2 separate regions of the Homo sapiens genome follow, and region 2 is linked to region 1. A link is an interaction called in ENCODE POLR2A ChIA-PET data of the cell type or tissue named here. Cell type or tissue: OCI-LY7. All regions are shown on one strand. Links, peaks and the distances in the headings refer to the core of each region. The heading gives the core; the rest is flanking DNA. Region 1 has its middle 8.9 kb from the start of RFT1. Region 2 holds the start of TKT (transketolase).

What was found. ChIA-PET counts read pairs that join two places held together with the same protein. Peaks named below come from ENCODE experiments on the same cell type or tissue, not always from the same donor. Only the 100,000 strongest peaks of a DNase experiment are listed, where the experiment ranks them.
Region 2: POLR2A ChIA-PET joins it to region 1 with 8 read pairs; 8 of 35 experiments call an interaction of 5 or more read pairs at or near these places.

Annotation. Positions count from the first base shown.
Region 1 is chr3:53,131,760-53,146,921 of GRCh38, forward strand. No RefSeq gene overlaps it. Among named protein-coding and RNA genes, the nearest start is that of RFT1, 8.9 kb to the left of the region's middle. In OCI-LY7, for the core only: no CTCF peak of the experiment used is centred there; a DNase peak (open chromatin) is centred at 9,273.
Region 2 is chr3:53,244,503-53,259,664 of GRCh38, forward strand. TKT (transketolase) reads right to left here and starts at 11,520. Exons shown (of 14, transcript NM_001064.4): 1 at 11,334-11,520. The coding sequence starts at 11,440. RefSeq lists silencers at 11,117-11,806, 14,071-14,365 and an enhancer at 14,071-14,365. In OCI-LY7, for the core only: no CTCF peak of the experiment used is centred there; DNase peaks (open chromatin) are centred at 5,169 and 5,696; H3K4me3 peaks cover 2,242 bases; H3K27ac peaks cover 3,382 bases.

The DNA of each region.
Region 1 (15,162 bases), core at 7,214-11,213:
ACCTTGATCTTGGGCTTCCAGCCTCCAGAGCTGTGAGAGAAATTTCTGTTTTTGACTTACCCAGTCTATGGTATTTTGTTACAGCAGCCCAAGCAAATCAAGACAGTACCCCTAAAATACTCTGTACCCCTTTATAGTTCCTAATGCAATCTGCATTATAGCAGAAAGACTAGAATATGTGTCTCTATATAATCAGCCCATGAGCTCCAAGAGGGCAGAAGTGCAGCCTGCCTGGTTTTGCTTCCTGAAGTAGCGGTACAGAACATTCTTAGGGCTCCTATAAATGTCTCCTGACACATGACTGCTGCTACTGCTGCTGGAAACAGACTGTGGAACTCAAAGCCTATCACTCCCATCTTCCCAGGTGAAATGAGCTCTGTCTTAGTGTGGAGGCCCAGAATGTGAGCTTTTCTTTTTCTTTTCTTTTCTTTTCTTTTCTTTTCTTTTTTTTTTTTGAGACAGGGTCTCGCTCTGTCTCCCAGGCTAGGGTGCAGTGGTACAGTCTTGGTTCACTGCCGCTTCCACCTCCTGGCCTCAGGTAATCCTCCCACCTCAGCCTTCCGATTAGCTGGGACTACAGGCGTGCAGCACCAGACCTGGCTGATTTTTTCTGTGATTTTTGTAGAGATGGGTTTTTCCCACGTTGCTCAGGCTGGTCTCCAACTCCTGGACTCAAGTGATCCGCCCACCTCAGCTTCTCAAAGTGCCGAGATTACAGGCATGAGCCACCGCACTGCACCCTGCCCAAGAATGTGAGCTTTTGTCTGTCAGAGAGAACTGACCTTGAATCCTCATTCTGCCACTCACTGACTGGGTGACCTCAGTATGCTCAGCTACTAAATAGGGATATTATCTGTCCTGTAAAAATAGTCATAAGGATTGTTTCAGGCAAGTCTGGCCCTCAGAGAGCTTAAATTCTAGTGAAAGGGAAACTGAAAAAAACTCTAACAAACAAATAAAATTTCACATAGGGCTAAGTGCTACGAAAGAATGAAACCAGGTAAGATCCTAGAGGCTTTGGAAGAGAGAGAGGGGTGCTGTTTTAGGATGAGTGAGTTGGGCACCCACCTGGGGAGGAGTGTACTTGGAGAATAGAGAAAGTGCTGGAGGGTCCAGGTATTTGGCATAATGGCTGAGATGCTAAAGACCTTGACCTGGGCAGCCTTCCCACCCCCCTGGACTGTGGGCCAGCAGGTGAGACAGCCTCCCACTTCCTTTATTCCCAGCCAAGCAGTCTCCTCCTCTACAGCTCATCCCCAGAGTAGAACCAGCCAAGAGTTCATCATGTGCACACACTCCTAAGCCTGGCATCCATGTAAGCTGCTTTGGGAGGGAAGAAGTGATCATTTTGCTAGGAGCAAAGAAGTCAAAGGGGAAATGCTCCAAGCTAAGTCTAAAGGGCAAAGCATTCTAGGACCCCAAGGTATGGACTCTGTGGGGCTCCTGGGTGAGGAATCCAGGGACTTTTTCTCTTATTCTGGAAGTTAACACTTGGCAAGGAGGGACTGAGCAGAGCCCAGAGCCGTGCTGGGTTCTGGGGTGGGTGGGGAAAAAGGAACTGTGAGGAGAATCCACAAACATTGACCACTGACTCCATGTCAGGCACCTGTCTGAGCACTCTACATGCGTGTACTCCATCCTGTCAATAACCTATGAGAGAGGGACTGCAGATCAGGAAACTGAAGCACAGGGATGTGACGTAACTCATCCAAGGTCATTCAGCAAAGGAATGGTCAAGGAGGTATTTGAACTCGGGTCCCTTCTGATTCCAAATGCGTGAACAGTAATGTTCCTCCCTTCAAAAAAAGCTTCTGATTGTAAAGGAGACCTAAGAGTCCCTATATGTAAGCCACAGAGAACATATGTGGCATTGAGAGAGTGGAGTCTGGGAGGGCTGCAGCAGTCGAGCTGTGGTAGGCTTGGAGGCATTCCCTCTCCCCAGTGAGGATCTCTGAAGGTCTTGACCCTGTTGGAGATACTGGCCTGCACGCTCCACTGGGAGTTGCATACTCCATGGTCTTGCCCATGGAGGACTCAGCTCAGGGCTGGCAAGTAATGGCCCACTGGACGTTGCATTTTGTATGGCCTACAAGCTAAGAATAGTTTTTACATTTGTAAATGGTTGGAAAAAAATCAAAAGAATATTTCATGACACATGAAAATGGTATAAAATTCAAATTTCAGTGTCCACCAGGTACAGTGGCTCACGGCTGTTATCCCAGCACTTTGGGAGGCCAAGGTGAGTGGATTGCTTGAGGTCAGGAGCTCAAGACCAGCTTGGGCAACATGGTGAAACTCCATCTCTACAAAAAAATACAAAAATTAGCCAGGCATGGTGGTGCGTGCCTGTAGACCCAACTACTGAGGAGGCTGAGGTGGGAGGATCATTTGAGTTTGGAGAGATCAAGGCTGCAGTGAGCTATGATCATGCCACTGCACTCCAGCCTGGGCAACAGGGTGAGACTCTTGTCTCAAAAAAAAAAAAAAAATTCAGTGTCCACAAATAATGTTTCATTGGAACATAGCACACGTACCCGTTTGTTTACATATTATCAATAGCTACTTTCTTGCTACAACAGCAGAATAGGTTGGTCCACAAAGCTGAAAATATTTGCTAGATGGCCCTTTACAGAAAAACTTTGCCAATTCCTGGTGATCACCATTGAGCACCTGGGATATAGTAAACATTTCAATATTGAATGAATGAATGCATGTGTAAGTGCATTGGAATAAATGAATGATGAAGGACTAGGAAAGGAAGAAAGACAAGTACATAGGGCTCTTGTACTCTTGGTCCTCTTGGAGAGGAAGTGGCCCCTTGAGAATACCAGGCTGTAACTGGTGGTCATTGAAGGAGCCGTTTTCCCCAGCCTTCCTCCCCGCCTCCTGCGTCTGTGCCAGGTAGCCTCCCTGCCAGGGAAATCTGACCCAAGCCACCTATTTTATTACAAAGCTGGAGGGAAGTGCCAGAGCTGGTGCCAAGCCAATTAGGCTCCTAGGGCAGAGGAGCAGGGAGGGAGGCTGCTAGTGGGCCAGGAGACAGGGTGGAACCTCTGGCCAGCTGGGCCATGGATCTCAGCTAGGTGGAGGCAGGAGAACTGGGCATGGTCCCACACACCAGCCACTAGGTGGCAGATCGTCCTGGGTGAGGGCGCTGCCTGGCCAAGGCTTCTGCGTCCCAGAGCACCTCCATCAGGGCCCCTTCCAGAAGCAGGACCTCAAGGCTCTGCCTCTCTCAAGGCTCTGCCTCTCTCAAAAGTCCCAGGGCATGATAATGCAGCTGTGATACTAGTCGTCCACATCTGTCTAAGTAAGCACTGTGCTGGACACCTCACTTTCATGATCTCATTTAATTCCCATAGCAGCCCTACAATGTAGGCACCATTATTATCCCCATTTTACAGGCCAAGAAACTGAGGCTTGACAAAGTTAAGGGACTTGCCTAAGTACTAGTGAATGGTAGTGCCAAAATTTGAACTGGGCAGTGTGGCTTTCAGTCCCTTAACCAGACCTAACCCAGAGGGTTTATTGTTAATGCTGATTCCTGGGCTCCACCTCAGCAATTCTGGGGTAGGCTCAGGAATCTGCATTTACCAACACTCTGGGGGCTTCTTCTTTTTCTTTGTTTTCTCCTTCTCCTTCTTCCTTTTTTTTTTTTAAGACAGAGTTTCGCTCTTGTTGCCCAGGCTGGAGTGCAATGGTGTGATCTCAGCTCACTGCAACCTCCGCCTCCCAGGTTCAAGTGATTCTCCTGCCTCAGCCTCCCAAGTAGCTGGGATTACAGGTGCGCGCCACCACCCCCAGATAATTTTGTATTTTTGGTAGAGACAGGTTTTCACCATGTTGGTCAGGCTGGTGGTCTTGAATTCTGACCCCAAGTGACCCACCTGCCTTGGCCTCCCAAAGTGCCGGGATTACAGGCATGAGCCACTGTGCCTGGCCAGCCACCATGCCCAGCCTCTGGGGGCTTCTGATACAATGATCTAGGCTCTCAGAAGCACTGCCTGAGGTGGGATCTTCAGGCACCTTGGAAAAGCTGCCTCCTTCAGTGAGCTAGAAAAGTCTCTCTGCCTCAAAAAGCAAAGCAAGTTCTGAGATCTGCCTCCAGGCTAGACAAGCCTTAGCGTTGGGCCCAGGGCCAGAGGTCAGAGCAGTAGGGGCTGGAGGCCGTGCCTACGTGAGGGCCTTGGGAGAATTCGGTGCCAGGAAGACTACACAGGGCAGCCAGCCCCTGGGACCCAGGGTCTGCCCATGGGTTGCAATGAGCAATCATGGGGCCTTGGCTTTGCCTTCTCCTCTGGGCATTGATTTGGGCACAGGGAAAACAGTAACCTGCAAAGCTCACACATCAGTATGTTTCATTCCATTCAGCACTCTGCGCTGGGCGTCAGAAGGGGGCACACGGGCGAATAAGCCACAGTCACTGCTCACTCAGGCAGCAGTGCTTTCTCCTTTTGAGGGGAACACAAGAGTGATACCAGGTATGTTGAGGTGGTAAAAACTGGCAAGGGGAACTCAGGAGTCAGGGGGCAGATTTTTTGGCTGGGGAATCAGGGAAGCTTTCCTGGAGGGGATGCTTTTGAAGTGAATCTTGAAGGGCAAAAGGGCTTAGTCAAAAAGAGGGACATGCCAGGCTGAGAACACAGTAACGATGAAGGCTCACAGGTGGGAACTTGCCGAGCCTGTTGGAGGACCCAGGAGTTGGCTGTGGCTGCTCCGGAGTGCAGAGGTTCTTCCACTCACCAGTCAGTGGCCAGTGCTGAGCTGGTGGTCCTGAGAGGAGCAGGCTCATGGGTGTGGATGTGTATATGTGAATGAATACAAATTCAGGTGCATATGTTCACGCGCATGGGGGAAAGTGAGTGTGCATTTGCATGTGTGTACAGGCCCATTCGCCAGTCTGCTTTCAGATAGACAACGTCCATGTGTGGGTGCATGTCTACCTGCATATGAATGGACATGCTTGTGAGTTTACCTGCAAGCGTGGATGTGAAAGCGGGAATGCAAGGTCATGTGCAGCACATGTAGTGTGGGGGGTGGGTATGAAGGTGTGCATGGCTGCAAGTACACAAATATGTGTGCTGGTTTAGGGTCAGCCTTCAGGCTCTCTGATTCTGGGTCTGTGGGCCGCATAATGGTAATCATGGTTGATATTGTAAAATCTTTTCCCCTGAGTCAGGCCTCCACCTTCCATGCATCACTCCAATTAATCTCATTGATCTTATGAGGTGGGATTACAGTAATATACTGTTGGCCCTCAGAGGCCCTCTTTACCATTTTCTACAAGCTGCTCCTCAGCAATTGAAAAACTTCTGGTGAGGAAGTGCCCCTGGCATACTCAGGGCTGGCCTGGATCAGGGGTTTTCATGCACTGGGTGGGAACGGACATTCCCTGGGGCCTGGATCTTGGGACCCAGAGCTACACACATAGAAAGGTCACACAGAGGTGAAACAAGGTAGCCCTTATTTATCCAAACACCCAAAGAATTTGGGCCAGAGCCAGCTGAGGCCCCCAGCATGAGCAACTGTTTTGTTTCTTGCCCCTTAAAACAACAGCCCAGCTTGGAGATTTGTCCCAGATTCTCCTGGGCCAGTTTCTCAAAAGCTACTCACAAGCACCTGCTCCTGAAGAGGGCTGGAGTCCCAGCCTGGAGACCTGCATATTGCTGGGAACCAGGATGTCCCTCCCTGAGCCCTGAGCACCTGTCAGATGCAGCAGCACCACCAGCTTTCCTCTTGTATTGAGGATGTGGGTTGCCATGTAAAAAACAAAACAAAACAAAAAAAACAACGGCTGGCTGAGTGGCTCATGCCTGTAATCCCAACACTGGGAGGCCAAGGTGGGCAGATCGCTTGAGCTCACGAGTTTGAGACCAGCCTGGGCAACATGGGGAAACCTCATCTCTACAAAAAATACAAAAATTAGCCAAGCGTGGTGGTGTGCACCTGTAGTCCCAGGTACTTAGGGGGCTGGGGTGGGAGGATGGCTTGAGCCCGGGAAGCAGAGATTACAGTGAGCCGAGATGGTGCCACTGCATTCCAGCCTAGGCAACAGAGCCAGACCTTGTCTCAAAACAACAACCACCACCACAGGGTCACTCAGAACCATTTTCCCTACCATTTAGAGATGGACTAATCTAAGCTCAAATGCCCTTGGGCAAGTCACTTCACCTCTCTGAGCTTCCACTTCCTCATCTGTAAAAATAAGGATAATAATAATACTCACCACATGGGTTGTGGTGAGAAATGAATGAGATAATGCATGTGGAGGCATCCACACCATTGGGCACATGGAATGAGTGTGCTTAACAAACAGGATCTGTTAGTGTCATTTTTATAGTATTTGCATCATCAGGGCTGACATCATTTCTCCGCGTGACCTTGGGAAAGCAGTTAATATTTCTGGACCTCCATCTCCATCCCCACAGAGATTCTTTTGACCTTCAATCCTTCCTTTCTCCCTTATTTCTTCCCTCCCTCCTCCTTCCTTCCTTCCTTTTCTTTTCTTTTTTTCTTTTCTTTCTTTCTTTCTCTTTTTCTTTCTTCTTTCTTTCGTTCACTTTTTAAAAATGGACAATTTAGTGAGTTTTAGTGTATTTACAGAGTTGTACGACTATTACTACTATCTAATTCCAGAACATTTTTCATCATCCCCAAAAGAAACCCCATACTCATTAGTAGTCACTCCCCAAACTCTCTTCTTTCCAACTTCTGGCAACCACTAATCTACTTTGTGTCTATTTGGATTTGCCTATTCTGGACATTTTATATAAAAAGCATCATACAGAATGGGGTTGTCTCCGTCTGGATTCTTTCACTTAGCATGCTTTTGAAGGTTATCTATGTAGAAGCATATATCAGTACTTCATTCCTTTCTTAAGGCTGTATAATATTCCACTGTATGGATATACTATATTTTGTTTTTCCATTCATCAGTTGATGGACATTTGGGTTGACTTTTATGAATAATGCTGCTGTGAACATTTGTATACAGGGTTTCGTGTGGACATGTGTTTTTAATTCTCTAGAAGTGGGATTGCTGGGTCTTGTGGTAACTATGTTAAACAGGCTGTTTTCCACAGTGGCTGTACCACTTTACATTCCCACTAGCAGTGTATAAGGGCTCCAATTTCTCCACGTCCTCACCAATACTTATTATTGTCCATCTTTTTGGTTATAGCCATCTTACTGGGTATGGAGTGGTATCTCATTGTGGTTTTGATTTGCATTTCCCTAATGACTAGTGTTATTGAACATCTTTTCATGAACTTATTGGATGTTTCTGTATCTTTTTTGGAGATATGCCTGTTTAAATCCTTAGCCCACTTTTTTATTCTTTTGATTTTAGCTAACATCTACTGAGCATCTCCTGTGTGCCAACATACAGGGGGACAGGAAGGGGCACACAAAGCCAGGGACTCGGCCTGGGGCATGAAGGCCTACCCTCCCCTGCTCTGCCTCCCAGGGTTGTCACATGGAAGCATGTGCGTAAAGGAAGGGACACTGGTCCTTAAGGGGAGGAGGTACGGCCTGAGACAAAGGCTTCAGGTTTCAGAGTCTCTATCTGTGCAATCCACCCTCCCAGAGGCCTGCCCTGCCATACCCAACACCAGTGTGATCAATACCTGGCAGCTAGAAGCTAAACACACATAGCAGCCACCCAGGCCACCAACAGAGCAGGCACCCACCTGGGTATGAACCCTTAGGAGTCCCAGTTTAAACCCACCACCCAGCCAAGGCCAGCCTCTTAGTCTCTGGTCACCTGCAGGCAACTCTGCAGGGTGAGTGCTAGAGACAGTGAGGCTGCTGTGGCCTGAGCAACAGGAAGACAGAAGGACCCTGTTCTGTCCCCACTGCTGTGTGCCTTATGCGTGTCCCTTGACCTCTTTGAGCCTTGGTTTTCTTATTTGTGAAATGAATAGCACAACCTCTTAAGGTAGTTATGAGGCTGCAATGACATCTTGCATGCAATGGAAATGTTCACTGAATAGAATGCATTATTTTTCTTGTCACGTAAAAACTGAGAGGGAAAAGATGATCTATAAAGGCTCTACTCTTTTATAGAAAAAAGCAGCAATAAGGAGCCAGGGGCACCCCCAGGTCAGATGGAAGAAGCAAAGAGGGAGGTCAGACTCCCTGAGACACAGTCACGTTTATGGGGAGCAGCTGCCCTGAACTCCAGGGTTACCCAAAAAGGACTTCAGAGGCAGTGGCCCTGGCTCGGGCTACCAGACCATCTTGGGAAGCCCTGCCACCTCTGTGGCTTTCTGGCCTCCATCCTGGCTTGGCCTCAGCCCTCCCAGCCCACACCACAGCAGCCAGGAGTCTTCTCACTGATCTGTCGAGCTCATGACTGAGAGGAAATATGTTTCCAGATAAGATGAAAATAGATCCTTCTCCAAATATGCTCATCATGGCTAAGAAAAATAAATAGAACCAAGAGGGAAAAGAAAGCAGGGAGCAGCCATCAGAGAAGGCCAGGCCTGGATAGCCTGGAATGGCAATCTGCCCATGAGTGGGGGTTGAGCTTGTGCAACAGAAGGGGGTACGTGAGTGTGCATGTGTGCATGTGTGTGTGTGTGATCAGTTGAGTTTGCATGACTACATGAGTGTGCAGGTGGGACAGCAAATGTAAGTATGTAGATGAATATGAGTGAGTGGGTATGTGTGCATGGGTGTGAGGGTGTGTGTGCCTGTAGGAGGGTGTGTATGCTGGTTGAGCATGTGAGCATGTGTGTGAGAGACTGTGTTAGTACGTTTGTGAGGTGAAAGTGTGTAAGCATGTGCCAGCGTGAGTGATTGTGTAAGCATTGTGTGGGTGTGAGTGATGCAAGTTAGTGCATATATGGCAGTGTGCAAATGAGTGTGTGTGTATGAGTACAAATGTGTGTGATCATATGCCTGTGTTCATGAGTGTGTGAGTGTGTGCATGTGTGAGAATGTGTGTGAGTGAGGATGCATAGGAGTACCTATGTGTGTGTGTTCACCTGTGTTGTGTGGTGTGCTTGTGTGACCATATATGGGCAACTGTGTGCTGAGGGTGTGCATGCAGGTATAACTCTCTCTGGGTGTGAGTGAGAGAGAGAGAGTGTATGAGTGTGTGTGCATGAACTGAGCATGCGTGTGCATGTGTTTCTGTGAGTGGTTGTGGTACTGTGTGTATGTGTGCCCTGAGTCACGTGCTAGGGTAGGTGGCCCCAAGGGAAGGGAGAAGGGAGAATTCTCTAGGCTTACTCACTATGGCTCAGGCACAGCCAATCAGAAAATATTTCAAAATAGACTTGCTTGCATTTGTCATGGCAACTTCCTGCTACCCAGTGGCCAGAAGGCTTCCTAGAGTTGCAGCTTGTCAGGGACCTCTCAGAGGCACAGACTGTTGGAACTCAAAGGGGTCTTGAAGCTCATCTCCCCAAAGACCTCATGTTACAGGTGGGGAGACTGAGACCCAGGGTCACATAGCTGTTGAGGGCAGAGCTAGGCTTGGAACTCAGGCCTTCTGTCTAGTGTGCTTGTGCCTCCCACCAACATAAACCTTCTGCCTCCCTGGCCGTCATTCATTCATTCATTCATTCATTCATTCATTCATTCAGCAAATGTTTACCAGTCCCTATTAAGTGCTGGGTTCCAGGGTACAAATCCTGCCTCAAGGAGCTTTCCTCCCAGTGCAGGGAGGTGGGCCGAGAATTCTAGATCCCGATAAGTACCCTGAAGACAGGAAGGCAGGGTGATGTGATGTCAAGGCCTGCTTCAGCTGGGGGTCAGGGAGGGCCTCTACAGAGTGGCACTGTGGCTGAAGCCAGGTGGATGGAGCCAGCACCTCACAACCAGCTATCTAGACCCATTTCCTAATCAGCCTTGTAGGAGCTGATGGAGCAGTCAAAAGTGCCCCAGGTCAGGAGGCCTCTGCCATTTCCCAATTCTGACGGGAAGTGATGGAGAAAAGCCTCTTCCTTGTGGGTGCTATAGGAATCCTCCTTCAGAGAAGGCCAAAGCTGGGAAGCAAGTGGGTCCTGAGGCTGCTGGGGATGTGGGGAAAGTGTCACCTTCAATTCATGCTCTGGAGCTCTGGTCCCACCCTCATGAAAATCATAGACACCACTGATGTTAAATAATTGTAACTGCTGATGTTAGTGAAGCCTGTAGCTTGTCTCAGACATGAGCTAGGGGCTTCAGAAGCATTATTGTTTTTAATCTCCTCAATATACCTTAGGAAATGAGCAGACATCACCCCCATTATATAGATGAGGAAAGTGAGGCCCTGCTGAAGTAACTTGCACGAGGTCATACCACCAGGAAGGAGCAGAGCCTCAGGGCTTTTGTGACCCCAAAGACCAGAGCCTCTGAGCACATACCCAGCCCCTTCTGCCTACTTGACTTCATGTCTCACTGATATGGACACTCCTGGCTACGCTGGCCCTCGCTGATCACCCTGCCTGCCCTTGGAGCTCCTACCGACTCAGCCTCATGACCTGCCACAAACCCTAAATATGCCTCCCTTTCCAAAGGCCGTGATCAACATCAGTGTCCTAACAGCACCCACTGCGCCCCAGGAGCATCTGGACCTTTACATGCGTGATCTCATTCTTCAAGAGAACCCTCCAAGGTCAGGCTTATGTGTCTCATCTTACAGGTGAGAAGGTAAAGGAACTGGCTGAAGGTCATGCAACCATAGGAGGGGATCAGGTAATCTGACGCCACAACCTGAGAGTGCCCCATGCCTTCCCCTGGGGGTGCTGGCCAAGAGCTCAGCCTGCTTCACCTTGCTTAAGCCCCCACATCAGTCACTCCCTCCTGCCACCAGCCTTGACCTACGCAGAGCTCAAAATCATGCCTCAGCAATGCTACAAATGACAGAAAATCCCCCACCTTTGAGGTCACTCTCGAACACTTGTAACCGCAAATATTGAGACAGTAAATGCCGAAGGTTGTCCATGTCTGCACTTCAGGGCAGTGAGAGAATACATCTAAAAGAGCACAGCCTCATGTTAGAATAGGGACCCTGGGCAAGTGACTTGACCCTGCAGAGCCTGTTTCCCCATCTATAAAATGGGGTTACACAACAATTCCCGCCTCATAGGTTCGGAGTCAGGTAAAACCAACATAACATAATGGTGTCTGGCACACAGCAGATGCTCAGTAAGGGTCCATCAGTTTGTTGAAAATTGGCCTCAAGTACCTGAGGGGTTGGTGCTATTTAGAGTCTGGACAATGGGATGGAGATTTCAATTTCCTGGGTTTCTGGGGCATTGCTTGGAAGACCTCTGTCCTCAGCTCTCTTCCCAATCCCCTGGTAATTGGGCTCAGCAGGCACTGGGCTCTCCCTCTGGACACTGTAGAGGTGGAGGGGCAGCAGCACAGGCCCCAATCTCTCCAGCTTGCCCACAAGCTGGGCAGGGGAAGCAGTGGGTTTTCTAGCCAGCTGTGCTCCCAGGCCTGCAGTCAGGGAGGGAAGTATGTGCTCAATGGGGAAGTTTCTGCCACAAACACCCAGTTGAGAAACATGGTGGGGAAAATCCAGCAGGCTGCTGATCTCCGAGTGGCTCATGCAAACGACTGCCTCGTCCCTTTGTCCCTCTAGCCTGGGGGTGGTGGTAGCTTCCTGCTGGTGCTACCCTCTGGGCTGCCTTTCCATTCCCTTGATAGCTTCTCCACTTTTTCATCACTTGTATAATGGATTCCCTACATTCAATTCCCTCTATTTGAAATACCTAGAATGGCTTCTTTTGCTATTGGACCTTGAAGTTCAGAGAAGTGAAGTCAGCCCCCTGTTCCTTTGGAGATCTGCCTCCCTCACCCTGGCTCTCTGCTAACCTTTTTGCCAGCTGCCATAGCCTTTGTGGAGTTCTGTCTGAGAATACAGTAAGCCTAAGGAACCTCATCAACTGATTTTCACTAAAGTATTACTGACTGATACTTGGGTCATGTGGAAGAAGCTAGAACATCACGGGGCCTGTCCAGGGGAGTCTAAGGCCACAGAGGAGATGCAGCCACAACTGGAAAAACTGCCTAAGGTGTCTCTCTTCCTGCCTCCCTCCATTTTCCTCTACAGGCCAAACTAGGCCACACAGCATGGGAATACAGCCTGAAGAGGTTGGGCCTCTCTGCCATAGGCGAAGATCAGAGCAGGGGAAGGATGAAGAAGGATTTGAGGCAAACAGCCCCACACATTCCCCTTCTGTGTACTGTGGCAGGGGATTGGACCAGATGGTCTTTGAGGACCCTTGTTCTCTGAAAGTCTACAGATCTAGGACTCTTAGGGCAAGGACACAATTTCCCTGGATTCTGTCTCAACTCTGATCTCATGTGGCCTTCTGATCCCTCTTCTCTCTGGCTTCAGTGTGCCTATTTGCTCCGTGGAGGAGTTGGCCAGCCTGGTCCAAGAGGGCCCTGGAAAAAGACCCAGGTGTGTAAGCTGATTGCTTATCCACGCTTCTCCAGGGAATCTGCTGCACTCACCATCCCTGACCACTGATGCCTTCTCCATTCTGCTGTCCCAGACTGTAGTCCTGTGCCTGCTTCTCTCTCTCTTTTTTTTTTTTTTTTATGGAGTCTTGCTGTCACTTAGGCTGGAGTGCAGTGGTGCGATCTCAGCTCACTGCAACCTCCACCTCCTGGGTTCAAGCGATTCTCCTGCCTCAGCCTCCCTAGTAGCTGGGATTACAGGTATGTGCAACCACACCCGGCTAATATTTGTATTTTTAGTAGAGACGGGGTTTTGCCATGTTGGCCAGGCTGGTCACAAACTCCTGACCTGAAATGATCCGCCCACCTCAGCCTCCCAAAGTGCTGGGATTATAGGCGTAAGCCACCGCACCCTGCCATGTGCCTACTTCTCTCCATAGCTGTGAGCCCATCAGCCATGGGCCCAAACCTGCCAACCCTGTGAGGCCAGGAGTGACACCAGATGTCCAGGCTCCACCTTCTGCCTGGGGATAAGGAGCCCTTTCCCCTCAGAGGACTAGGAGGCACCTCCTGGCCTTGGGCAGGAATCCCCTTGAGCCCTGCCCCATCTGTCCAGGACTCCTCCTTTCTTCTTCTCCAGAAAAGAAGAATGGACCAGTTTCTAGAAAAGTTTCTAGAAAGACTCCAAAAGAGGTGTAGACCATAAGAGACGACTGGTCTCCCTCCACAGAAGCAGAGGTCAGACCCTCCCAAAGCTTCTGCAGACTCTCAGCTCTCAACTCAAGTAAGTTAAAATGTACCCACTTCCCGCATTATAACACTTTTGAATTACTTTGTATGAGTTAAGGCGTGCTACAGTTTACCGGCTGTCCTAATATTACATTTTGCAGATGTTTAATTAAACATGCAGGAATCTCAAGCTTCCTGTGACTGAGCTCAGCTCAGGCCTTGTTCTGTGTGATCTCAATCTATTCTTCAAAATTGTATTATTATTAACCCCATTTTACCAGGGAGAAAACAGGATGCAAGAGGTCCAGCACTTTGTTGAAGGCCACACAGCTAGGGGCATGGTGGCATGGGCACTGGCTGCTCTCCCTTTGCCCTGGTGGGCCTCTCCCTCAGCCTGACGTCTGTCAGTGCCTCCCTGCCACCCCTCCAGTTCCTGGTTCTGCCTTGGGCCGACTGGGCCAGGTACTTCAGGCCCGTGGGGCTCAAGTCTCTCTAGGAGAGTGAACAATCTGACCTGCTGCTGGACCAGAGCCCTCCTCCTGGCCCAGTTAGGAGCATGGTGCCCGCACCCCAGGACCCCTCCCTGGGGTGAGCTGCAGGGCACATAATTTACCTGCCAGGAGCCAGGAGGTAGGAAAGCAAACACCATAAATCATCAGGATGCCTGTGTAAATATTTTATAGCTGGGACAGTAAATAATGCAGCTCCCTGGACACGCCCCGCCCAGTTCGTCTGTCCCACATCTAGCACCCAAGACAATCTGTCTGGGCCTCTCTCACACCTTGTGTTTTTAAAACAAATGCTGTGGCCCAGTGCTGGACATTTTCACATGTACATCTTCACTGATCAGCCTTCGCTCAGGTGTGGAACAACTTTCTCCCTCCTCCTTCAGGAGTCATCTCCTCCTGGAAGCTTTCTTTGATTTCCTGAGTGGGGTCAAGGGTTCCTCTGGCTCTCAGTCCCTAGGCTTCCCCATCTGGGCCCTGCTCACTCTGTGTGATCATTTCTTGGCTCCTATTACGATTCCTGGTGACTAGTCTGCCCTCCCTCTGACTGTCAGCTCCAAGAGAGCAATCGTATCCCTAGAGCTGAGGGCAGAGGTTGGTGTATAGCAGGTGCTCAACAAATAATGTTGAAGGACAGAATAAATTATCTTGCTTAATCCTTAAATAAGTCTGTGGTATAGGCATTATTATGTGTATTATTTCTATTATCCTTATTTTATAGACAAGAAAACAGGCCCAAGTGGCAGTACTGGGATTGACCTGTCTGTCTGGCCCTAAGTCTAATGCTTCCTCAATAACCCATCTGGGACCTTGACTCTTTCCCCTGAGGACCCCAAGTTCCTTGAGTCAGGGACCCTCCGTTTCTGCTCAGGGAAGCTCCTGACCCCTCCCAAGGGCTCTGGTACCCAGTGGGTGCCAATCCATGTGTTTGAATGGCTGGAAAGGGCAAGGGAGAAGTCAGACTTTTGTCCTTGACCTGGGAAGGAATGCACAGTGAGCACCTTGGGAGCAGAAGGCTGGGCAAGGGGACCTGTGATCCCTGGGCCCCAGAGCAGTTCTGAGAAGATGTGCTCTGGGGAGGGTCTCAAGTCTCGGATGGAGGCGGGTGTGGAAGGTGCTCTGATGCAGCAGCCCAGATGCCTTCCATCCAAAGGCACTGTGCCACTGTGGGGCCGCATCCCTAACTAGGCTATCGCAGCCTTGCAGGAACCTGAGACAGAAGACAGATGATACTGTCTGCCTTCTCCCCATCCTGTGTCAGGCATTGAGAACGAGGACAAAGAAATCAGGGCATGGGCAGTGCAAGGGGGGGACAGGGCAAGGACAGCTTTGCACAAGAAGCCCTGGCCTGACCCTGGCCTCAATCCTTGGCAGGAGGTGGGCTGCAAAGGGAGGGCCAATGGATTTCAACTGATGTATCAATTCCAGCTGGTCGCCAATGGCTCCCTGGAGCTGTGTTGACAAGGATTCTGAGCTATATCCCTCCAGGCTCGGCAAGAAGCTCTGTGATCACTTAGCAATATCT
Region 2 (15,162 bases), core at 3,392-7,391, 110 kb after region 1:
AGGGATGGTGACACCACCCACTCCTGCTGGCCACAGGCAGGCAAGAGGGGAGAAATACACCAAGGATTGAGACCGGGCTCTGCACACTGTAAAGCACTGAGCACACAGGAGACAGTTACTTTCAAGCTCAACTTCCTAGCGGGCCTTTGGGGCCAAAGGCATACATTTAAGCCTGTGGCCTCCTCAGGGCCAGAGTTTTTCCTGCCATTCCAGACTGCCTGCACAACTGCAGGTGGACGCCCCATCCCGTGGTGCTGTGTGTGACAACTCTGGGTGAACACTGGCGAGAGATGGGGTGAGGAGCACGGTGGAGGGGCTACAGGGTACTTACTGTATACCCTGACTCTGTGATAAACAGGGCTAACAAGCACACTTGACTGTTCAAAAAAAAAAAAAAAAAACTAACACACCCTGCCTTGACCAAAACAGTCCACTTACAACCCCAATTAGTTCAACCTGTGACGGTGGTGTGGCAAGCTTAGAGCTAGGCCCAAAGAAAGTCTCTTAAAGCCCCCTCCAGGCTGGGGGCAGTGGCTCACACCTGTAATCCCAGCACTTTGGGAGGTCAAGGCAGGCGGATCACCTGAGGTCAGGAGTTTAAGACCAGCCTGGCCAATATGGTAAAACCCCATCTCTACTAAAAATACCAAAAAATTAGCCAGGTGTGGTGGTGGACGCCTGTAATCCCAGCTACTCGGGAAGCTGAGGCAGGAGAATCACTTGAACCTGGGAGCCAGAGGTTGCAGTGAGCCAAGATTGCACCATTGCACTCCAGCCTTGGCAACAAGAGTAACACTCCATCTCAAAAAAAAAAAAAAAAAAGCCCCCTCTCCACTCCCCTCCAGGACAATATATATTCTTCCAGATGTCCCCTGGCCAGGAGAATCTCTGTCATCGCTTTAGTGCTCACTCCACCTGCTCACAGGTTTCTATGCAAGAAAAGGCCAGAGAGGCTCCCTCACCCTCCAGATGGGCTCCTTCAAGAGATAATGGATGTCAGGTTGGGCGCGGTAGCTCACACCCGTAATTCCAGCACTTTGGGAGGCCAAGGCAGGCAGATCACCTGAGGTCAGCGGCTCAAAGACCAGCCTGGCCAACATGGTGAAACCCCGTCTCTACTAAAAATACAAAAATTAGCCGGGCGTGGTGGCACATGCCTATAATCCCAGCTACTTGGGAGGCTGAGGCAGGAGAATAGCTTGAACCCCGGAGGCGTGGGTTGCAATGAGCCGAGATCATGCTACTGCACTCCAGCCTGGGCAACAGAGTGAGACTCTGTCTAAAAAATAATAACAATAATGAAAATAATTTACCAAAACTGACTCAAGAAGAAATAGAGAACCTAAGTAATCTTTCAAGCATTAAAAATAAACCAGATCAGTAGCCGAAGATGCACATCCCTTAACTCCCAGCAACTTCACCAGTAGGAACATACAGTGAAATGTACTCACATGTTCCACACATTCTACAGGAAACACAAACAGGCCGGGCACAGTGGCTCACACCTGTAATCCCAGCACTCTGGGAGGCTGAGGTGGGTGGATCAACTGAGGTCAGGAGTTCGAGACCAACCTGGCCAACATGGTGAAACCCTGTATCTACTACAAATACAAAAATTAGCTGGGCATGGTGGCAGGCACCCGTAATCCCAGCTACTTGGGAAGCTGAGGCAGGAGAACCACTTGAACCCAGGAGGCTGAGGTTGCAGTGAATCAAGATCGTGCCATTGTACTCTAGACTCGGTGACAGAGTGAGACTCCATCTCAGGAAAAAAACAACAACAACAACAAAAAAAAGGAAACACAAACAGGGCTGCCCCGCATTGTTTGCAATTGCAAGACCTGGAACTCACTTATATGTTTATCAATAGACGAGGTTAACTGGAATATATTAATATAATGGGATACTATACAGCAGTAAGAATGAGCGAGCTACACTTCACAAATCCGGTATCAATATTCTCTCCCAAATATAGTGTGAAAAAAGCACAGTGCAGAAGGATCTGTTTAACAAAGAAGACCATATTGATTTATGTACAAGTCTTTTTGTATATACTACAAGGAAAACAGGCCAGGTGCGGTGGCTCAAGCCTGTAATCCCAGCACTTTGGGAGGCCGAGGAGGGCAGATCACCTGAGGTCATGAGTTTGAGACCAGCTTGACCAACACGGATAAACCCCATCTCTACTAAAAATACAAAATTAGCCGGGCATGTGGCACATGCCTGTAATCCCAGCTACTCGGGAGGCTGAGACAGGAGAATCGTTTGAACCCGGGAGGCGGAGGTTGAAGTGAGCCGAGATGGCGCCATTGCACTCCAGCCTGGACAACAAGAGCAAAACTCCGTCTCAAAAAAAAAAAAAAGGAAAACAATAGAATGATAACAAACAAAAAATTCAGGGTATAGTTCTTTCTCAGGGGAAGGGAAGATGAGGATGGAGGGACCCACTGTAGTTCCAAAAATCACTGTAATGTACTAGTTCTTAATCCTGGGAGCAGCTACACACAGGTTCATTATTTATGACAAGAGTACATCATTTATCTTCTTCTTTATGCATATACTTTTTTTTTTTTAAATATTCAGGTGGCTCACGCCTATAATCCCAGCACTTTGGGAGACAGAGACAGGTGGATCACCTGAGGTCAGGAGTCTGAGACCAGCTTGGCCAACAAGGTGAAACCCCGTCTCTACTAAAAATACAATAATTAGTTGGGCATGGTGGTGGGTGCCTGTAATCCCAGCTACTTGGGAGACTGAGGCAGGAGAATCGCTTGAACCTGGGAGGCAGAGGTTGCAGTGAGCTGAGATCTCACCATTGCACTCCAGCCTGGGAGACAAGAGTGAAACTCAGCCTCAAAAAAAAAAAAAAAAAAAAATTTAGAAGAGGCCAGGGGCGGTGGCTCACCTGAGGCACCTGAGGTCAGGAGTTCAAGACCGGCCTGGCCAACATGGCAAAACCCCGCCTCTACTAAAAACACAAAAATTAGCTGGGCATGGTGGTGCGGGCCACTAGTCCCAGCTACTTTACATGGGAGGCTAAGGCAGGAGAATTGCTTGAACCTGGGAGGCAGAGGCTGCAGTGAGCCGAGATCGCACCACTGCACTCCAGCCTAGGCAACAGACTCCACCTCAAAAAAAAAAAAAAAAAAAAAAAATACTCAGGAGAGAATCCCAGGATGTCAGGGTGGAAATGAACATCAGAAGCAGTTCTTGCTCTTCCTGTGCCCTGAACTACCCGAGCTGGCTTCTGCCCGGAAAGAACCTCTGGCTCCAGACCTCAGGTTGTTTCTTCAGATCTCTGCCCCATGTCACCTCTTCCAAGAAGCCCTCCCTGACCACACTGTCTAAAATAGCTCTTCTTCCCCTCACTCATGCTTGCCACCTGACATTAGGTGGTTATTGCCTGTCTACCCTACTGCAATACAAGCTCCTTGAGGACAGAGCTTTGGGCCTTTCACTGTTGTATCCACAGGCTTGAATAGTACCAGGCACAAACTGAGTGCACAAATGAATACATGATGTATCCTAGTAACCTTGGGGCTGTAACCTCTTTGAGCCTCAGTTTCCTCACTATAAAACGGAGGTAAAAGAAGAATCTGACTAAATGATGTAGTGTGTATGTACAGAACGTGGCACCATGCATAGAAATTAGCAATTGCTCAGTAAATATTAGACTATGCTTCATTCGGAGGATGGGGCCACTAAGGTTCACAGAAAGTGACTTGCCTAAAGTCACACGGCCTGCCAGCAGCAGAGCTAGGATAAGAGCAAAATGCTAAGAAAAACTGGTGAATGGATAAACAAAATGCACTATGTCCACACAACGGAATATTCAGCCGTAAAAAGAAATGAAGGGCTGGGCGTGGTGGCTCATGCCTGTTAATTCCAGCACTTTGAGAGGCCAAGGCAGGAAGAGGACTTGAGCCCAGAATTTGAGACCAGGCTCAGCAACATACCCTGTCTCTACAAATAATTTTTAAAATTAGCTGTGTATGGTGGTGAGTGCCTCCCAGCTACTTAGGAGGCTGAGCTGGGAAGACTGCTTGATCCCGGGAGGTTGAGGCTGCAGTGTGCCATGACTGTGCCATTGCACTCCAGCTTCGGGACACAGTGGAGACCCTGCCCCCCACCCCCCAAAAAAAAGGAACAAAGTACTGATTCATGTTACAACATGGATGACCCTCTAAAAATTATGCTAAGAGGCCAGACCCAAAAGAACTCATTCTGTATAATTGCATTTATATGAAATGTCTAGAAGAGTTAAATTTAGAGACAGAAAATTAGATTAGTGGTTGCCCAGGACTGGGGGTGGAAATGGGGAGTGACAGCAAATGTCCAGAAGAGATCTTTTAGGAGATGTGGTAAATTTTTGTAGTAAATCTCTGCAAATTCATTAAAATCACTTACAATGTTATGATACGCCAATTATACCTTAATCAAGCTGCTAGAAATTTGTTTTTATTTTTATTTATTTATTTATTTGAGACAAGTTCTCACTCTGTCACCCAGGCTGGAGTGCAGTGGTACAATCTTGGCTCACTGCAACCTCCGCCTCCCGGGTTCAAGCGATTCTCATGCCTCAGCCTCCCGAGTAGCTGGGGTTACAGGTGCCTGCTACCATGCCCGACTCATTTTTTTTGTATTTTTTAGTAGAGACAGGGTTTCACCATGTTGGCTGGGCTGTCTCGAACTCCTGACCTCAAATGATCCACCCACCTTGGCCTCCCAAAGTGCTGGGATTACAGGTGTGAGCTATCACACCTGGCCTAAAAATTTGTTTTTAAAAGAAAAAGGGCCTGGAGCAGTGGCTCACGCCTGTAATCCCAACACTTTGGGAGGCCAAGGCTGGCGGGAGGATCACCTGAGGTCAGGAATTCAAGACCAGCCTGGCCAACATGGTGAAACCCCATCCCTACTGAAAATGCAAAAATTAGCTGGGCAGTGGTGGCATGCACCTGTAATCCCAGCTACTTGGGAGACTGAGGCAGAAAATCGCTTGAACCTAGGATGTGGAGGTTACAGTGAGCCAAGATCGCCGCCCCACTGCACTCCAGCCTGGGTGACAGAGCGAGACTCTGTCAAACAAACAAATAAATGAAGAAAAAGGTGCTAGGAGAGCTCAGTAGAGGAAGTTCTTGGGCGTCCACACTTCCCTTCCAGCTGTGTAGTCCTCGGAGATTCCACCCAGTGCACAAATGCAACTGACTTCTGAGCAACCCCCATCTGCAGGTGGGCTCACCCCAGCTCCCAGCACATCCTCTCTCCCCTACCTTGCCTCTCCATTCAGGGCAGGAGCAGAGCCTGCCTGAGGACCTAGCTCTGTGCAGGTCCCTGACCTCTAGAAGTGTCCCCAGCACCCAGGGCAAACTGGTCTGTGGCAAGAAGGGAGTTCCTGATTTTGTGGAACTAGGCGACAGTGACAACAAGCCTGCCACAAGAGACAATGAATGTTGAGGGGTCAGAGCCACAACAGGGGCCGGACATCAGTTAGAGTCCATAGGAAGCCACGACAAAGTCTCAGCCAGATCCTAACTAGGTGCTGTACTTCACTTCCAGTTTCTTAAAACACCGACCACCAGCCCTGCAGAGGAGAGGTCACTCGGGCAGAGAACCAAGCCACCCCAGGGTGGCCAGTGTCTTCACACTGAGTGAGGAAATGCTGCTGCTGGGGCAATCTCAACGGTCATGCTCTTGCCTCAGTCAGGGCCAGGATGGGTCCTGAGGCAGCCCAAAAACAGAAACAGGCCCAGAGAGGCGGAGCCACATGGGGCCAGAGACCCCAGGAGGCCCTCAAGCCTTCAGCCAAAGCACCTGGATGTCAGAGCTGGGTAAACTGGGATACAACCCCAGCCACTTTAAGGGCACAAAGAGCACCAGGATGTAAAATCAGCAACAGCGGGCGGTGGGACCCCGGAGCCCACTCACTCCATCCCCAGCCCTACTCCTGAGGCACCCAGTTTGAAACCACCTATCCATGAACCTCTCCTTTCAAGATGGAGAAAATGGCCTGTAATCCCAGTACTCTAGGGAAGCTGAGGCAGGTGGATCGCTTAAGCCCAGGAGTTTGAGACCAGCCTGGGCAAAATGACAAAACCTCAACTCTACAAAAAATACAAAAATTAGCCAAGGCATAGTGGCTCATGCCTGTGGTCCCAGCTACTTGTGAGGCTGAGATGAGGGCATCATTTGAGCCCAGGAGGCGGAGGCTGCAGTGAGCAGAGATCACGCCACAGCATTCTAGCCTGGGCAACTGAGAACCTGAGATAGGAAGGTTTTTTTGTTTTGTTTTGTTTTTTTAAGAGCCAGGGTTTCACTGTTGCCCAGGCTGGAGTGCAGAGCCATGATCATAACTCACTGCAGCCTTGAACTCCTGGGCTCAAGTGATCCTCACACCTCAGCCTCCCAAGTAGCTGGGACTACAGGCACATGCACAGCTCTTTCTTTTTTTTGTAGAGATGAGGTCTCACTATGTTGCCCAGTTTGGTCCTGAACTCCCAGGCTCAAGCAATCCTCCCACCCTGGCCTCCCAAAGTGCTGTGAATACAGGCATGAGCCACCGCACCTGGCCGGAAGGGCCTTTCTGACAAAGGCACAGCCACTAGGAACAGAGCCAGGGTTGGACTCATCTCCTGTGTCCACCAGCCAGGACTGGCCAGGCATTAACCTCCCCAAAGCTGTGGGTCAGAAACCCTGGGGGGACTTGTTGAAAGCACAGACCACCTTCCCTTTTGAATCAGGCCTGACTGTGATGGAGTCCTCAGATGACACTTGCACTGTTTGGATAACACCACAGTCTGGCCCTGGTGAGAACTGAGAAATCTTTGCCACCAGCCTCAGCATCCAGGCCACTTCTGACAAGGCCACTGGGGTTTTGTTTTTTTAAAGCCAGGATGAGCTGGACCCTTGCCATAATTCCTTCAGCCCATGGAAGGAGATGACCCCAGAGAAGCTCTAGCCACTGTGGGCGCTGCCTCAACAAAGAGCCTTCTGTGAGGTCTGTCCCTTCACCTCCAGGCCCAACTCCTGACAGAGGCCAGTGTCCCTGCTTCCTGGGCCTGGTGAGGTTCACTGCACACGGGTCAGCAATGGCATAGGAATGGGAAAGCTATCGAGAAACGAGCCTGGGTCCTCACAGAATGTACAAATCCTGTCTCAGTAAGTGGCCAGCAAAAGATTGGACCAAAGCTAGACATGGTAGCACATGTCTGTGGTCCCAGCTACCCAGGAGGGTGAGGCAGGATTGCTATAGCCTAGGAGTTCAAGACTGCAGGGAGCCATGACTGTGCCTCTGTACTCCAGACCTGGTGGGTGACACAGCAAGACCCTGTCTTAAAAAAAAAGAAAAAAGGAAAAGGGGCCAGGAGCGGTGGCTCACGCCTATAATCCCAGCACTTTGGGAGGCCGAGGCGGGCGGATCACCTGAGGTCAGGAGTTCAAGACCAACCTCAACATGGAGAAACCCCGTCTCTACGGGGTAAAAATACAAAATTAGCCGGGCGTGGTGGTGCATGCCTGTAATCCCAGCTACTTGGGAGGCTGAGGCAGGAGAATTGCTTGAACCTGGGAGGCGGAGTTTGTGGTGAGCCAAGATCGCACCATTGCACTCCAGCCTGGGCAACAAGAGTGAAACTCCATCTCAAAAGAAAAAGAACTGGATCAAAGTCCTGTGAGCTCCCCCAGAAAAGGGGACATTCTGACAAACTGTCACTTTAGCTGTGACTACAGCCCAGATTGGGCCAGGGCTTCCGGACTGAGCCTTCACTCTATGCCTCATTGCAGAGAGGGAACAGTGGGCCTCAAGATAAACATCTGGGGACAAGAAACAGAAGACTACCTGTGTCTCAAGTCTTCCTTGATTAGCTTTTGGGTGCAAACACACACATACTCTTGGCTCACAACTTTCAAAATATGGGTTGCATAGCAACGTTATTTCCTTCTGAAAAATAAGTTTTCCCTCCTTTTTTGCATATTTTAAACATATACATACACACACACAGTCACTGTATTTTACATATCCTTTTTTTCTTTTGCAAATGGATATTTTTTGAGTTCAGTGAGCTTCCCTCTCCAAGACATTACAATGTAAACATGGTGTAACTCTCGGACACCACAGTATGTTTCCGGAGGGGTAACGGCGGTGAGGAAATCAGACTTTGCCTAACAAAGAACTAGGAGACACACTTGACATTCCACTCTTTTGGAGCACCCTACATTTGTAAATCTTATTTCTCTCCAAGTGCCTTTCAGACTGACTAATATCCACCGCGGCTGTACCTGGCCTTCCCTTTCACCTTTTTCACCATTCTCCAGCCTGGCACAGACTGCTTGCCCAAGAGGCATTCTTTTTTTTTTTTGAGAAGAAGTTTCAATTTTGTTGCCCAGGCCAGAGTGCAATGGTGCAATCTCAGCTCACCGCAACTTCTGCCTCCCGGGTTCAAGTGATTCTCCTGCCTCAGCCTCCTGAGTAGCTGGGATTACAGGCGCCCGCCACCACGTCCAGCTAATTTTTTGTATTTTTAGTAGGGACAGGGTTTCACCATGTTGGCCAAGCTGGTCTCGATCTCCTGACCTTCAGGTGATCCACTCGCCTACACCTCCCAAAGTGCTGGGATTAAAGGGATGAGTCACTGCGCCTGGCCGAAACATTATTTATTTTTGGAGACAGGGTCTTGCTAATGTTACCCAGGCTGGTCTTGAACTCCTGGCCTCAAGCGAACCTTCTGCCTTGGCCTCCCAAAGTGCTGGCATACATGTAACACCATGCCCAACTATTTTTCTTTTCTTGGCCTTTCTTTCTTTCTCTCTCTCTCTCTTTCTTTCTTTTGAGACACAGTCTCACTCTGTCACCCATGCTGCAGTGTGTGGCATGTTCAAGGCTCACTACAGCCTCAACTTCCTGGGCTCAAGTGATCCTCTGCCTCAGCCTCCCATGTAGCTGGGACTACAGGTACACATCACCACACCTAGCCAATTAAAAAAAATGTTTGGCCGGGGGCAGTGGTTCACACTCGTAATCCCAGCACTTCGGGAGGCCGAGGTGGGTGGATCACCTGAGGTCAAGAGACCAGCCTGGCCAAGATGGTGAAACCCCATCTCTACTAAAAATACAAAAATTAGCCGGTGCGGTGGCGGATGCCTGTAGTCCCAGCTACTCAGGAGGCTAGGGCAGGAGAATCAGTTGAACCTGGGAGGCAGAGGTTGCAGTGAGCCAAGATTGTGCTGCTGCACTCTAGCCTGGGCGATAGAGCAAGACTCCATCTCAAAAAAAAAATTTTTTTTTTAAGCTATGGGGTCTCACTGTGTTGCCCAGGTTGGTCTGGAACTCCTGGGCTCAAGCAATCCTCCCACCTTGGCCTCCCAAAGTGCTGTGATTACAGGCATGAACCACCATGCCCTGCCAAGAAGCATTCCTGACAGCATGAGCCCCAACCAGACAGTACGGAATGGCCACCAATTCCCAGCCTGGGCAAGTAACTTAACACACTAGCCTCAGTGTTCCCGTCTATAAAATGTGAATACAACACAATCTATCTCACAGGGTTATTCTCAGGATGCAACAAACGATGATGCTGTGTCATACCAGATACCTACTTGGCAGCTCAGGAACCCTGTAAACATCTGCATGTTTTATCTAGCCCTGAAAGATGCTCAGATGTGCAATACTACTTAGTTGGGTAATTGCTGCCTCTCTCCAGCTAGACCTCAGACCCCCTGAAACGGCCAAAGGTAGCAGGTCCAACAGTACCAAATAAGCAATACAAGGCCTGCAGAGCTACCGTGTGCCAGGCTGGTGAAAGGGGAGCTGAGAGTAAGCCAGGTCCCTGCCCAGGCAGGGGATACCCCACATAAGTGGTAAGACTGACACAAACCCAGGAGAGCTAACAGGTCCAAAGTGTGCAAGGCAGTGGGTGGGGGAAGGGCTTTGAAAGACATCTAATCCCTTCTGAGAACAGGGTGTCTTAGAGGCACAAAGGGTGAATGCGTATCCACCCAGAAAGGTGAACAGATTTACTTCTTAATAATATATCCTGAATGAAATTGGCCAGAAGCCAGAATCTTGTCTGTCTGAAACAGAGCTTGTTTGGGAAGGTCCCGAGAAATCATCCATCACGCAGCCCTCACAACCCTGTCATGAGCCCGGAGCACTGCTGGCACTGTGGCCTCAAAGCAGCCTCCAAGTAGAGCACTGGAGTCCTTGAAACCACCCAGCGTGGTTAAGTGCCATTACTGTCCCCGCTTTACAGAGCGGGAAGCAGGCTCTGAAGTAATTCACTGACTGACCCCCTCACCCACCCCACTGGACACCTCCAGCTGCATGCACGGTGGCCCTCATTAATTATCCCTGTCTCCGCTACAGAGGAGGCTCCTTGGGTGTCCACCTTCTGGGCCAAAAGGGCTGGCCAGGGAAGGATCTTGGGGCCTAGGCACGCCAGCTCCTGCCTGGGAGATACAGCACCTGGTGGCTGGCCCTGCCCCAGGACGTCACTCCCGGCGCTAGGGCCCTGGAACTCCGTCCTTCCGGCGCTCAGCCTTCTCAGTCTCCTTGCCCTCCGCCTCCTCCCGCCCCAGGTCAAATCTTAGACCTCCTTTTCACAATGGATCCCAGGGTTCTGCACCCACGTGCCACCGCCCTCCTCCCCTCTTCCCCCAATCAGCCCCGCCGCTGCCTGGCGTCTCAGCAGCCCCCTGCTCCAAACTCGGACCCAACCCAGGGGTGGCAGGAGACAGGGGTAGGGGAGCGTAGTCTGAGGTGGGGAGAAGGCCGGGCCCCCGAGTCTCCTGCAAGAGGAATTAAAAACAGGGTCTCTAGAGTCGGACTGCTGGGGCTCAAATCAGATCTCCCTGTGTGTAACTTTGGGTAGCTGACTAACTCGGAGCCTCCGTTTCCCCATCTGGAAGGGGGAACACTCCCGGCGGCGCCCACACAGCCAGGTGGTGGAGAGGGTTAAGAGGGCCGCGTTCTGTAGAACAGCAGTAATGGTGGCCTTCCCGGCATCACCCTAGAGGGTACTTGGCGAGTCGCGAGCCCATCCCCCGCGCCACCATGCAGCTGCGCGGCCGGCGATCCGCGTGGGGAAGAGCCGGCCTGAGGCGCACGGAGGACCAGAGGCCCACGCGGCCGAGCCCGGGCGTAGGGCGAGTGTGCGGCGCAGCGGAAGCCGCCTGCAGCCCGGGGCCCTGCGAGGCGCGCGTCTCCGCCCTCCGACGGCGCCCGGGCCACCTTCCTCGTCTAGGCATCTCGCAGCGCGACCCAGAGCCCGCGGCGACTCTGGCCGCCGCAGACGCCCCCCGCCCCGCCCGAGCCGCGTCCCCGGCCGGCGCCGCGCACTCACCCAGAGCCCGCCGCAGTGGTGGCCTGGATGGAGCTGATACGTAGGCGGTTGGCCGTGTCCTTCAAGGCCTGCAGCTTCTGCTGGTCAGGCTTGTGGTAGCTCTCCATGGTGCGGCAGGCGGGGACCGGGCGCACACGCGGACACACAGAGATAGCGGCTGCTCCCGCGGCGACAGGCGGCTGCCGAGGCCGGGCGCGGGGCGGGGGCGCGTTAAGTCGCCGGGCGGGGCGGGGCGGGGATGGGAGAGGCGGGGCAGGGGGAGGAGGCGGGGCTCGGATCACCCCAGGCCTTCAGCCCCGCCCCGCCTGGGGCCGCCTCCTGCCCGCTCCCCTCCCCTAGGCGCTGGGCCGCTGCGGACTGCGAGGTTAGCAGTTAACCACACACACCAATAATAATAACATAACGAACAACTCAGGATTCGAGTCTGGGCTCCTGACTCGAAAGCCTCTCAGTCTCCCTCCTCCACACAGTCCTCCGTGGACTTGTCACGGCGAATCCCATTTTAGAGATGGACAAACTGAGGCTTGGCAAGGGCAATCAAGGTCACAAGGCTGGTGGGTGCCAGGCTTGGCCCCAGCCGACCAACCCCAGGCCCAAGAGACTGCAGGACTTAATTTTGAGACTGAGTTTCGCTGTTGTTGCCCAGGCTGGAGTGCAATGGCATGATCTTGGCTCACCACAACCTCCGCCTCCTGAGTTCAAGCAATTCTCCTGCCTCAGCCTCCCTAGTAGCTGGGATTACAAGCATGCGCCACCACACCTAGCTAATTTTGTATTTTTAGTAGAGACGGGGTTTCTCCATGTTGGTCAGGCTGATCTTGAACTCCCGACCTCAGGTGATCCGCCTCGGCCTCCCAAAGTGCTGGGGTTACAGGGGTGAGCCACCGCACCAGGCCCTATTTCTTTTTTCTAATAATTAAAAAACTTGTTTTTTCTTTGAGACGGGGTCACCCATGGTCACCCAGGCTGGAATGCAGTGGAGTGATTACAGCTGCCTGAAGCCTCAGCCTCCTGGGCTCAAGTGATCCTTCTGCCTCAGCCTCAAAAGTAGCTGGGACCATAGGTACACACTACCACGCCCGGCTAATTTTTGTATGTTTTGTAGAGATGGGGTTTTGCCACTTTACCCAGGCAGGTCTTGAACTCCTAGGCTCAAGCCATCTGCCCTCCTCTGCCTCCCAAAGTGCCGGATTATAGGTATGAGCCACCATGCCCAGCCACTCAGGGCTTTAGAGCCCTGCACAGGGGATGGGGATTATTGAAAATGAGAATAGGATAGTGGTAGCCATGACAATGCCAGGTGATGATAACTGAGAAATTACTAGGGGAAGATCCTTTACAAATTATTAGGGCCTAGAAACACTACTGACTTTTAGGGAGATTATTGGGTTTGCTTCCAGGTCTGTAGGGACAGGGGCACCCACCACTACTGTTATCAGACCCCATGGTTCCCAGAGGTATGAAGCTCCCCAGAGTGGGATTAGGGAGGGGACTTTCATCACAGACACTGTTTCATTCAATCTGCCCACCACACTTGGCCAGTGAGGTACATACTGCCTACAATGCCTATTTTACAGAGGAAGAAGCTCCATTTGACAGAGGAAAGATAAAGGCAAGACCCTCAAACGGATGGCTGGGCAGGGAGCTAAAACCCTGAGAGATCCAAGAGGCACCAGTGGCCGCCCTGTGTCCTCTGTGTCCTCCCTGCATTGCCCATACTCAGAGAGCTCTGGCTCATGAGGCGATTGACTGAATTTGAGTGAGTCCCCCAGCTCGCCTCCAGGTGCTCCTCTGCTGGCCTGACCCCCAGATGCCCAATCAGACCCTAAGTATGGCATCCCATAGCACCTGGCTCCTGCTGGCCCAGCCCGCAGAGGCTGGCCCTATGGTGTCTGGCTGGTGAGGGCTATGGGCTAGGATTGGAGGGGGGCCCCACAGTGTGCCACCCTCAGATGCCTGGCAGGTGCCACCTCTGCCCTCAAGCTGCTCACTGTCTGGAAAAAGGGCAAACCCTTGAAACCCTTTGAAAGCTCTGTGCCTTCCAACTCTGTGGCCCTTAGAGCAGTGGCTCCCTAAGGGAGTGGACTCCATTTCCCCATCTGCCTAATGGGACTCATCCTTATCACTCTGGTCTCTGACAATGGCACAGAACTCACCATGGCTCTGGGGACCTAGGAGTAATGGAAAGAAAATTGTCCCCTCCCCACCACCTGGAGCTCCAGGGACCTCAGGGAGGCTCTCTCTCCTCCTGGTGTTCCACATGAATGGGGCCTGTGATACTATGATATGCATATACAGGCCCCTGGCTTAGAACTGCCCCCAACCCTTGTTATACCACTGGGGTGCTTTAGACCTCAGGAGCAGACCCCAGAAACAGAGTCTCTCAGGCCTTCTCCTACCTTCCTTTCACCTGCTCCTTTCTCTCCCCATGGCAGGATCTTCTCCTGCCGGTCTGTCTTGGAGCTGGCCATAAGTAAGTTCTCTCACCTACCTCGTGTAATTGTAGGTCATTAGACCCCCATGAGAAGGGGTTCTGTCCCATACCCATGAGGAGGGAAGACCAGAGTGGGTGCAGAGTGATAAGGATGAGTCCCGTTAGGCAGATGGGGAAATTGAGGCCACTCCCTTAGGGAGCCACTGTCCTAAGGGCCACAGAGTTGGATGGCACAGAGTTTTCAAAAGGTTTCAAGAGTCTGCCCTTTTACCAGACAGTGAGCTTCACAGAGAGGTCAAGAAGAGTCAGGACACACAGGTCTTGCGGGGTTTCCCCACTCAGTCAGTTAGTATTAGATCATATACTTTTGGTCTAATCACATTTCCACAAGGTTGTCAATCATGTCTGTCCAATGAAATGTCCATGAAAGGCTCAAGAGGACAGGGTTCAGGAGCTTCTGGACAGCGGAACACGTGGAGGCTCACAGGAAGGTGAACAAGAACTCATCCACGTGCTGGGAGGGTGGAACATTCCAGCTCCATGGAGACAATGGCTCCTTCACTAGGGACCTTTCCAGGCCTCCGCCTATGTATCTCTTTGCCTAACTGTTTCTTTGTCTCCTTTAAAATATCCTTTGTAACTAACCGATAAATGTGCTTTCCTGAGTTTTGAGAGCTGCGCTAGCAAATTAATTGAACCCAAAGAGGGAGTGGTGGGAACCCCAACTTGAAGCTGGTCAGTCCCAATCTTGCGACTCATGGGAAGGAGGAGGTGCTCTTGGGGGACTGAATCCTTAACCTGTGGTTTCTGAGGCTATCTCCAGGTAATTAGCATCAGAATGGAATAGAGTTGGAGGACACCCAGCTGGTGTTGCTGCAGAATTGGTTGCTTGCTTGGTGCATGGGGAGAAACCCCCACACATTTGATCACAGGAGTCTTTTGTGTTAATTGTTGTGGTGTGAGAACAGAGGAAAAACAGAGTTTGAGTGTTTTCCCTTTCACAGGGCCCAAGGGTTCAGCCTTATTTCAAGAGCTCTTGGTCTTCCTGAAGGTCAGCTTCAGAACCAGAATCCTAGGCTAGCTGGAGGTGTTGCTAGCACCCAGTTTGTCCAGGGTGGTTCCCTTGTCCCCAGGTCCCAGGGTCTTTATTCGAACCCTCACGCCTCAGAAGTCACATGGCACTTGGAAGAAAGCCCTGGGATCCTGTCTGGCTTCCAGCTAACATCTGGCTCCCTGCTGCCCTCACACCCCATCCTCTCTCAGCCTCCTGTTCACCCTCCCCATGGCTGCCAGAGAAGTGTTCCTCCCCAGCTTAACTCCCATGTTGTTCTTCCTCCACCCTTTGGATATAATTCAGGTCCCCCAGCCCTACCCATCTCAGCCACACTGACCTCG